Linked DNA regions of Homo sapiens: region 1 is linked to region 2. A link is a contact called in ENCODE Hi-C or POLR2A ChIA-PET data. All regions are on one chromosome and are shown on one strand. Each heading gives the region's core, a stretch centred on a gene start or an enhancer-like site at or near the end of the contact. The rest is flanking DNA. Distances are from core to core; before and after follow the strand shown.

What was found. A loop is a pair of places that touch in the nucleus more often than their neighbours do. ChIA-PET counts read pairs that join two places held with the same protein, here RNA polymerase II (POLR2A). Pooled maps may share reads with other maps.
Region 1: a pooled map shows a loop between it and region 2 (4-fold over the local background). The contact joins the promoter of LINC00957 here to the promoter of URGCP in region 2. A Hi-C loop is called at or near these places in 1 of 37 single-sample maps with no recorded cell type and 2 of 50 pooled maps. POLR2A ChIA-PET finds 5 or more read pairs at or near these places in 2 of 52 experiments (BJ and activated B cell).

What each region holds. Positions count from the first base shown.
Region 1 is chr7:44,037,008-44,041,595 of GRCh38, reverse strand. LINC00957 (long intergenic non-protein coding RNA 957) reads right to left here and starts at 2,547. Exons shown (of 3, transcript NR_072982.1): 1 at 2,447-2,547; 2 at 1,234-1,702. It also overlaps the pseudogene RASA4CP. RefSeq lists silencers at 972-1,081, 1,172-1,261.
Region 2 is chr7:43,903,383-43,907,903 of GRCh38, reverse strand. It overlaps URGCP (upregulator of cell proliferation), which reads left to right and starts at 1,308. Exons shown (of 6, transcript NM_001077663.3): 1 at 1,308-1,342. The coding sequence starts at 1,329. URGCP-MRPS24 (URGCP-MRPS24 readthrough) reads left to right here and starts at 1,308. Exons shown (of 7, transcript NM_001204871.2): 1 at 1,308-1,342. The coding sequence starts at 1,329. RefSeq lists silencers at 883-1,042, 1,103-1,532.

The DNA.
Region 1 (4,588 bases), core at 1,298-3,797, 130 kb before region 2:
AAACCCCATCTCTACTAAAAATACAAAAATTAGCCTGGCATGGTGGTGGGCACCTGTGATCCCAGCTACTGGGGAGGCTGAGGCAGGAGACTCACTTGAACCAGAAGCCAGAGATTGTAGTGAGCTCACGCCACTGCACTCTAGCCTGGGCCCCGTGCTAGACTCCGTGCCCCGCACCCCCCCCCCCCAAAAGAATGTGTGTGTGATTAAAATTTAAGTTAGAGACAGTCTCACTATGTTGCCCAGGCTGGTCTCAAACTCCTGGCCTCAAGTGATCCTCCTGCCTCGGCCTCCCAAAGTGCTAGGATTACAAGGGCTAAGAATTCTAGTCATTCATTCACTCACTCATTCATTCATTCATGAATAAACAGTTTGCCCTGCTTGTGTACCTGTCCCCCTCCTGGGCGGATACGGCAGGCAAACGGTGCAAGGGCGGCTGCCGGGAGAAGGTGGGCAGCTGGAGTGGGACTGGGGGAGACAGGATCAATGTGACCTGCGGTGGTCCCCAGGTGGCCGGGATGCAGTACCTGCACGGCGTCCTGGGCCCCATCATCAACAAGGTGTTTGAGGAGAAGTACGTGGAGCTGGACCCCAGCAAAGTGGAAGTTAAGGATGTAGGGTGAGGCCGGGGGTAACTCCGGGGGGGTGCGGGGCGCAGCGGCAGCGGGTTGGGATCAGGCCCTGTCAGCATGTGTGTTTGTGCTTCTGCCCACCCGTGTATTGTCCCCTGTGTCCGTGTCCCGGCTGCTGTGAGAGCCACTGTTCCTGTCGTGGCCCTGGCGCTGACCGTGACCTCCTCTGCCAACCCGCCCCGTTCCACGCAGGTGTTCCGGGCTGCACCGCCCGCAGACCGAGGCCGAGGTGCTGGAGCAGAGCGCGCAGACGCTGCGCGCCCACCTGGGGGCCCTGCTGAGCGCGCTCAGCCGCTCGGTTCCCGCGTGCCCCGCCGTGGTGCGCGCCACCTTCCGCCAGCTCTTCCGGCGCGTGCGCGAGCGCTTCCCCGGCGCCCAGCACGAGGTGCGCCCTCCACCCGCTGGGCTAGGCTGGGCCGGGTTGGACTGGGCTGGGGCGAGGGGCGGGCGAAGAGCGGTGGGGAACCAGGGAGCGCTGGGGAGGACCAGGGAGGCTGTGTCCCGGCGAGGGTCAGGGACGGAGCCTAAGGGGAGGGGGCTGCCAGGAGCCCTGGTCTGGGGGACTCCAGCCCGCGCTCTTCCGCACCCCTCCAGAATGTACCGTTCATCGCCGTCACCAGCTTCCTGTGCCTGCGCTTCTTCTCTCCCGCCATCATGTCGCCCAAGCTCTTCCACCTGCGGGAGCGCCACGCGGACGCCCGCACCAGCCGCACCCTGCTCCTGTTGGCCAAGGTGCGGGCCTTGCGGCCACGGGCGGGATGCACAGCTGGGTGTCCTACCGGGGCCCTGGCCTGGACTGCAGAGTGTTCCCTACCGGCTCCGGCGAGGCCACTGGCACGCCCACGTAGGCACTGCACTTCACAGTTTGCAAAGCCTTCCTGTGGCCACCTTGTCCGAGTTCCATCTCATGGATAAGGGAACAGGCCTGCGAGGGGTCGGGGGTTGCCAAGGCCGCCCATCCTGTCGGTGGTGAATCGCGGGACCTTCCAACCCAGGTCTGCTTACTCTCAGGCTGCACCTATGTGCCCGGCACCGGGGTGGGGTATCCAGTGCAGCAGCGTCAGTTAAACCTACAGAGGAAGGCCCAAGTGGTCTCAGTTATCATAAGGCATCAAACTTCATGATCCTCTCCTCCCTGATCCCTAGTGGGGCTGGAGGGGGCCCGTGGGCATGGCCTCTGTCGCCTCTGCCTCCATCGCTACAGCTGAGTAGCAAAGACTTGGGGAGGGGGGGTGGGAGGGGGTGCAGTGGCTAGGCCCCTAACCTAGCAGAACCTGGTCCTTCCTGCTGTCACCTCCAGGCAGTCCAGAACGTGGGCAACATGGACACGCCGGCTTCCAGGGCCAAGGAGGCTTGGATGGAGCCGCTGCAGCCCACCGTGCGCCAGGGCGTGGCGCAGCTGAAGGACTTCATCACCAAGCTCGTGGACATCGAGGAGAAGGACGGTGAGCGCCGCCCTGCACAGACCCGCCCACAGCCTACTGCTGACGTTTGCTCCGCCCTTGAGCCCCACGGCCCCACCCACCGCTGTTTGTTCCTCTCGTGGCCCCACCCACCGCCTGCTGTTGACATTTGCCAGGCCCCCAGGCCATAGACCCACGCACCACTGTTTGTGCTTCCTGTGACCCTGCCCACTGCCTGCTGTTGACGTTTGCCCCACCCCTAGACCCATGGCCTCACCTCCCATCATCTGTGCCTGTTGACATTTGCTCCATCCTTGAGCTCCATAGCCCCGCCGCCACCTGCTACTGACGCGTGTCCCGCCTCCAAGCCCATGGCCCTGCCTTCCTCAGTCCACCTGTCACCCCGCTCACCACCAGCTGTTGATGTTTGCTCCGCCCTTGAGCCCCATGACTACGTCCACTGCCTGCTGTTCAGATTTGCTCAGCCCTTGAGCCCCATGGCCCCGCCCACTGCTCCGCCCCCCCCCCCCAGTCCCGCCCTCATTCCCTGGGCTCTCTATTCCCCTCCCTCCCTGGCCTGGCAGAGCTGGACCTGCAGCGGACGCTGAGTTTGCAGGCGCCACCTGTGAAGGAGGGGCCACTCTTCATCCACAGGACCAAGGGCAAGGGCCCCCTCATGTCCTCCTCCTTCAAGAAGCTCTACTTCTCCCTCACTACCGAGGCCCTCAGCTTCGCGAAGACGCCCAGCTCCAAGGTGGGTAAGGAGGGAGGCCGGCAAGTGGGGCTCTGAGAGGCCGGCAAGTGGGGCACCTTAGAGGCACCTGTCCCCTTCCTTGGAGCCCACTTGAGGTACCCCCGGGGTCAGAGAAGAAAGCCAGGTGTGTGGCATCTGTACTGCTTGTCAGAACCTAGGAGGGCCGGGCACGGTGGCTCACGCCTGTAATCCCAGGACTTTGGGAGGCCAAGGCGGGTGGATCACTTGAGGTTAGGAGTTTGAGACCAGCCTGGCCAACATGGAGAAACCCCGTCTCTACTAAAAATACAAAAAATCAGCCGGGTGTGGTGGTGGGTGCCTGTAGTCCCAGCTACTCGGGAGCCTGAGGCACGGGAATCGCTTGAACCCGGGAGGCAGAAGTTGCAGTGAGCCGAGATCGTGCCACTGCACTCCAACCTGGGCAACAGAGCAAGACTCCGTCTCAAAAAAAAAAATGAATATGGAGGAAGTTGATCCGACCTTACCAGGTTGTTGAGGATTAAATGAGATGATCTCCCTAAGGGTCCTGACCCAGGGCCTGGCAGGTAGTACTATTTAGGCAAATGGTATTATTAAAGATAGTACATCACCTGGGCTGCTAGATGAGTAGGAGGCTAGGGCAAACAGGGGAGGCTTCCTGGAACGGGCAGGAATATAGAAGCATGGAATCTTGGTGTGGGAGGGGATCTCAAAGATCACCTTGTACAGCCCTCTCTGAGTCATGGGTCACCTCTCCTGCAAGCTCTCTTCTCCCAGGAAGGGCTGAGGACATACTTCCTCCATGGACCTGGTGACTGCTTGCTGTACACCTGCCCCTAGTCATGCAGGCTATGGGGATGATCTTCCAGGAGTACCCAGCCTAGCCCTGGGCAGGTGAGAGCAGGCTAGGAGTAGGTGAAGGAGCTCATCACCCACCCTGTTCTCAACCAGCTCAGGGGTCCCACCAGATGAGGGGCCCGCCCCTTCCGACCAAAGACCCCTCAGATGATGATAATTATTTTTTGAGACAGGGTCTTGCTCTGTCACCCAGACTGTAGTGCAGTGGTGCGATCATAGCTGACTGCAGCCTCAAACTCCTGGGCTCAAGCAATCTTCCTGCCTCAGCCTCCTGAGTAGCTGGGACTACAGGCACGTGCCACCAAGCCCAGCTAATTTTCTTTAACATTTTTTTTTTGCAGAGATGGGGTCTTGCTATGCTGCCCAGGCTGTTCTCAAACTCCTGGCCTCAGGCAATCCTCCTGCCCCAGCCTCCCAAAGCACTCAGATGATTATTATACATCTTCCTTGCCAGGGTTGAAAGATTTGACTACATGGGCATTATTTAATTCTGGTCCCATTTTTTTTTTTTTTTTTGAGATGGAGTTTCACTTTTGTTGCCCCGGCCAGAGTGCAATGGTGCGATCTTGGCTCACCGCAACCTCCGCCTCCCGGGTTCAAGCGATTCTCCTGCCTCAGCCTCCCAAGTAGCTGGGATTACAGGCATGCACCACCATGCCCGGCTAATTTTGTATTTTTAGTAGACACGGAGTTTCTCCATGTTTGTCAGGCTGGTCTCGAACTCCCAACCTCAGGTGATCCGCCTTCCTCGGCCTCCCAAAATGCTGGGATTACATGTGTGAGCCACTGCGCCCGGTCAGGATATGACTGTTAGAGCTTGGGACTACAAAAGCAAGTTGGAAAATTAATAAATGCAAAGTCACAAAGCCTTGGCCACGGCTGGATTGACTTTGTAGCCCAGGGAATGCTGGCTGTCCAGACACTACCCCAAAGCTCACACCTCCGAGGCCTTCTGGGAGTGC
Region 2 (4,521 bases), core at 59-2,558:
TTCTGAACTCAAGGTAGCAGTTATGAATTTCTTTACCGAAGAGGACAAGGAGGCTCAGAAACATTGACTGGATTCTCCCAGGAGGAAAAGAGACCATGCATCACGCAATGTTTACTAACATTTAAAAATAGTTACAAATGTTTACAAATATTAATTCATTTAATCTTCACAGAGAGGAAGGGACTTATTTTTAGCCTTATTTTTCAAATAAGGAACTGTGGCCCTGGAAAGGTTCTATCTTGCAGGGGCTCCTGGGGCTGGTAATTGGTGGAGCCCAGATTCCAACACAGGTATTCTGGCTTCAGAGCTAAGGTTTTAATCACTGCTTTGCTGTCTTGTATTCTTAATAGTAGTAAACATTTTTAAATAGTGGTTGTTAATGATATTTTACTTTTAACTTTAATTTTATTTTTAAAAATGAAACGGGCGGGGCGGGCAGGGGGTCATCTCAATATGTTGCCCAGGCTGATCTCAAACTCCTGGGCTCAATCGATCCTCCTGCCTCGGCCTCCCAAAGTGGTGGGATTACAGACGTGAGCCACTGCGTTCGGCCAGTGATATTTAATATAATACTAAAAATGTTATCAACAATGGTTTACATTGTCCAGAGCTTTTTATTAAGCATTTTCACTTAGATCATTTTTGGAAACTCATTTTGCAGAGAGAAGAACTGAAGCTGAAAAATCTACCTGCCTAAGGACTCATAACTTGTAAGAATAGTTGTGAAACCTCACTGGAGGAACTGCAGATTCATTATTTTTCTTAATAACACACTATAAAGAATAATAAAAGTGCTTCGCATTGCCTAGAGCTTCACAAGGCCACTTTATACACATTTTACAATGGGTACCGTCTCAGAGAGGCCAGCAACTCGTCCAACACAGCACTGCAAGTAAGAAGTAGGAAAGTTATTGTTTTGCTTAATAATAAGGCCTTACGCTTCAGGGCTAAAGAAAAGCCTTTTCTTACAGAAATTAAACTCCAATTACAGAAAGGTGTGAAGTTCAGTAAGGCCCTGGGGCAGGTTATCCTACAGCTTTTGGCACCGCAGGCACCGCCCGGCGAGTTCCGGCCTCCAGGCACCTGGGCAGGTGGGCGTTGGGCGGGCTGCGGGCTGACCTGGGCCGCCCCGCCCCCACCCCGCCCCAGCTGTCCCCGGGCTGCTCCGAGAGGACCCCGGGCCCACCTTACCCCACCTCACCCCACCTCCACCCCTGGAGCGCGTCCCGGAGCGGGCGGGCGGCCGGCGGGCCAGGCCCCTCCCCGGCGCCGAGCCGCGGCCGCGCGGAGGAAGCGAAGGAGGCGGGAGCGGAGACCTCGCTGCGCTCATGGCGTCGCCCGGGTGAGTGCCGCCTCGCAGGCCCTGCGCCCCCGCGGCTGCCGGCAGGAACGGGAGCGGGACCCGGAGCGGCTCTGGCCTGCGGGCTCTGGTCTGGGATGCGGCCCGGACCCGGCCAGGGGCGCCCCCGCCCGCCAGGCCCACCAGGCCCACGGCCCGCTCGCGCCGACCTTGGGCGGACCGGCCGCGCGGGCGTGGGGGGCGGGCGGGGGCGCCGGCGGAGGACAGCGGTCCCCCGGGATGCGGGGGTCCGGGTACGCGGGCCTAGGGGATCCGGGGAGGGCGCGAGGCCCGGAGGTGCCCGGGGCGCGGCGGGAGCGAGGGCCCGGCGAGCGGCTGGGGAACCGGGGTGCGGGTCCTCGCCGCGGCCCGGGGCAACCCGCGGAGGCCTGGAAATGCTTCGCTCCGGCGCCTGGTATCGATGTTCCTGGGTTTTAAACTTGCTCGCGTTGGGAGTGGACGCTTGTTTGCCGCGTCGTTGAGACGTACCCAGAATGTCAGGATCCGGGCAGATGCAGACCCTTTGCTGACAGCCGGAGAGCCGCTCCGGGATCTCCTTGGTCGGGGCCATTGCCTACCGGCCTGCCTTGGGGTGGCTGCGCTTATTTTGATATTACCTCTTTTCAACTTTTTTGATTTAAATGTTATTCCTTTTAGGAAATGATGGCGACACATATAGTTTGTAATTTTTGAGAAAAAATTCTCACTTGGCAAACTAAAACCTCAGTAATTCATTATTTTTTTGTTTTTTGTTTTGATAATTTTACTAGTACTGAAATTTGGGAATGACAGTCCAACACTTTCATTTTACAAAGAAAGAAATTAGGCTCAAGGTCATCGCTTTAGTTGTTAAAATTCTTCTTTGACTGTTACCCATCATTCAGAGGGTCTTGGATCTAGTGGCTGTGATAGCCATTCAGAACAGTTCCCAAAGAGCTTTACAGGTGTGTGTTCAGTGGTAGGGGTGGGGAGGGGACGGTGCTAAGGGGCCGGGATCATGGATTTCGTGCCTCCTCCAGATGAGGCCTGAGCCATGCCCTGGGGTGATTTGGCTCAGTACAGTGGGCCTGAATGAAGCAAGCTGAATTTGAACCCCGCCTGCTGTCTTTCTAGGCTTTGGGGCAGTGGTCATTTCCGGGACCAGGCCTTTTCATTGCCAGCTGACTACCCAGCACTTTGAGCTCATGAATAGAGTAAGCAGGGAACCATCCCTGGGAAGGCCAGGCTGATTGACCTAGGGGTTCAAGGTCCTGCAGCATTCCTTTCCCCCTTGTCAGGAAAGGGTGGGCAGAGCCTCCTGGAGGCAATGTTGAGGGTGGCTGAACCTGTGTGGGGCTGCCCTGAACGAAGCTTTAAAAAAAAAAAAAATAGTGGTGCATTTGGTGCCCAAGTACACTACTTTGTAGACATGGGTCAGAGGTGGACTTAATGCTTCACTGGTGTTTCTGTGAGCCAGTAGGGCTTAAACTGTGTCCCTGTAGTTGGTGACATTTGGTATTTGCGGTTGTGATTATTTGTGTGACCCCCATGAGTCTGCAGTTTGTAATCTATAATTTTCTGCGGGATATCCATTGCAAAAGCTGAGGTCTCAAAACCTTTAGTATACAAGTCATGCACCACAAAATGACAGCGGAGGACCACGTTATATGACAGTGGTCCCATGCACAAATACTTATCATTGTGTTAGTTGCCTACAGTATTCATACTGTAACATGCTGTACAGGTTTGTAGCCTAAGAGCAACAGGCTGTACCATATTGCCTAGGTGCATAGTACACCTTACGATGTAGGTTTGTGTAAGTTTGCCCTATGATGCTCACACAAGGACCAAATTGCCAAATGACACATTTCTCAGAATGTATCCCTGTTGTTAAGTGACTCATGACTGTTGCTTTATTTCATTTTGTGGGGTAAGCTATGCACATATTATGTACACTGGCAGACATAGCTCCTAAGTGTCCACTTCTACAGGCTTCCCTGGTAGATCAGAGTCTAGCTAGGAAGACAGTGCTTTCTGAGACCCTCAGGGCTATCTCAGTCAGCCAGCTAGCAAACATTTAAGCTACTGCACTAGGTATCTTAGGGAGCAAGTCCACAGATAAAGGGCAGGGATGGGAAGGGACTGGTGATCTGGACTGGGCTAGTCATAGAGGAGTCTCCAAATTGATGTTTTTATTAAGTGACAATCTCCATGAGTTGGGAAGGAAAGAAGAAACGCTGACCATTTTTGAGGACCTTATGAATATGCCAGGCATTGTGCTAAATAAAGGAAATGGCAATCAAAGGATATGAAGGCATCAAAGGAAAAGATGTGTTTGAGAAATGCCCCATGGCCCAGTGTGTTTGGAGCTAAGTGGAGACAAGTTCAGAGGATGAGACTGGGACCAGATGATGGGACCTGGTCCCGTTTGTGGACTCACTGCCCACCACTCGCTGAAGGTAAATGAAACTATTTGCATTGGTGGAGCTCTCAGAGAATCAATGTGACAGCAGTATAGAGACGGCAGAGAGGGCAGAAGACAGGGAGCAGCTCATGCTGCCATCTCCCCTCTTTCGAACAGGCCTCACTCAACAGCTCATCTCTTGTCTTTGCCCCTTGCTTGGCTGTCTCACAACTGCCCAGATCTTCCTTGTCTGCCAGCTCCTCTGCCTGCTCTTTCACTGTTGGGGTTTCCTTGGGCTCTATAATCCATCTCCGCTAGTCCCAACACATGTTCTCTGCATGGTCACATCTGTTTTAGTGGCTTTAACTGTTGTCTGAATCAGAGGTTCTTAACTTAGGCTCCATGATTCATGGATGGGCTTCTGGGGGTCCCTTTGTTCTCTGAAATTGTATGCAGCATTGGGAGTAGTGTGTAATTTTCCTGGGCACAAGGTCTGTAGCTTTCAACAGATTTTCAAAGGGGCTCTTATCCTTAACAATGTTACAACTATTCATCCTAAATTTCCAGATTTTCATTTCCAACTACACTAGATACAGCTCCTCAAGTTTCTTTAACCTGGGTTAGCTGTGTGAAGTCTATATTTTTCAGATTGTTACTGATGGATAATTTGAAAAACAATAAATAAAGATCAAGTATAATTGGCTTTACATAGACCACCGATCTTAAAATCTTAAAAAGATTTTAAATAGTCACTTATTCTTATCAGAGTGACAGCTTTACAGAAACAACTAGCATCCCT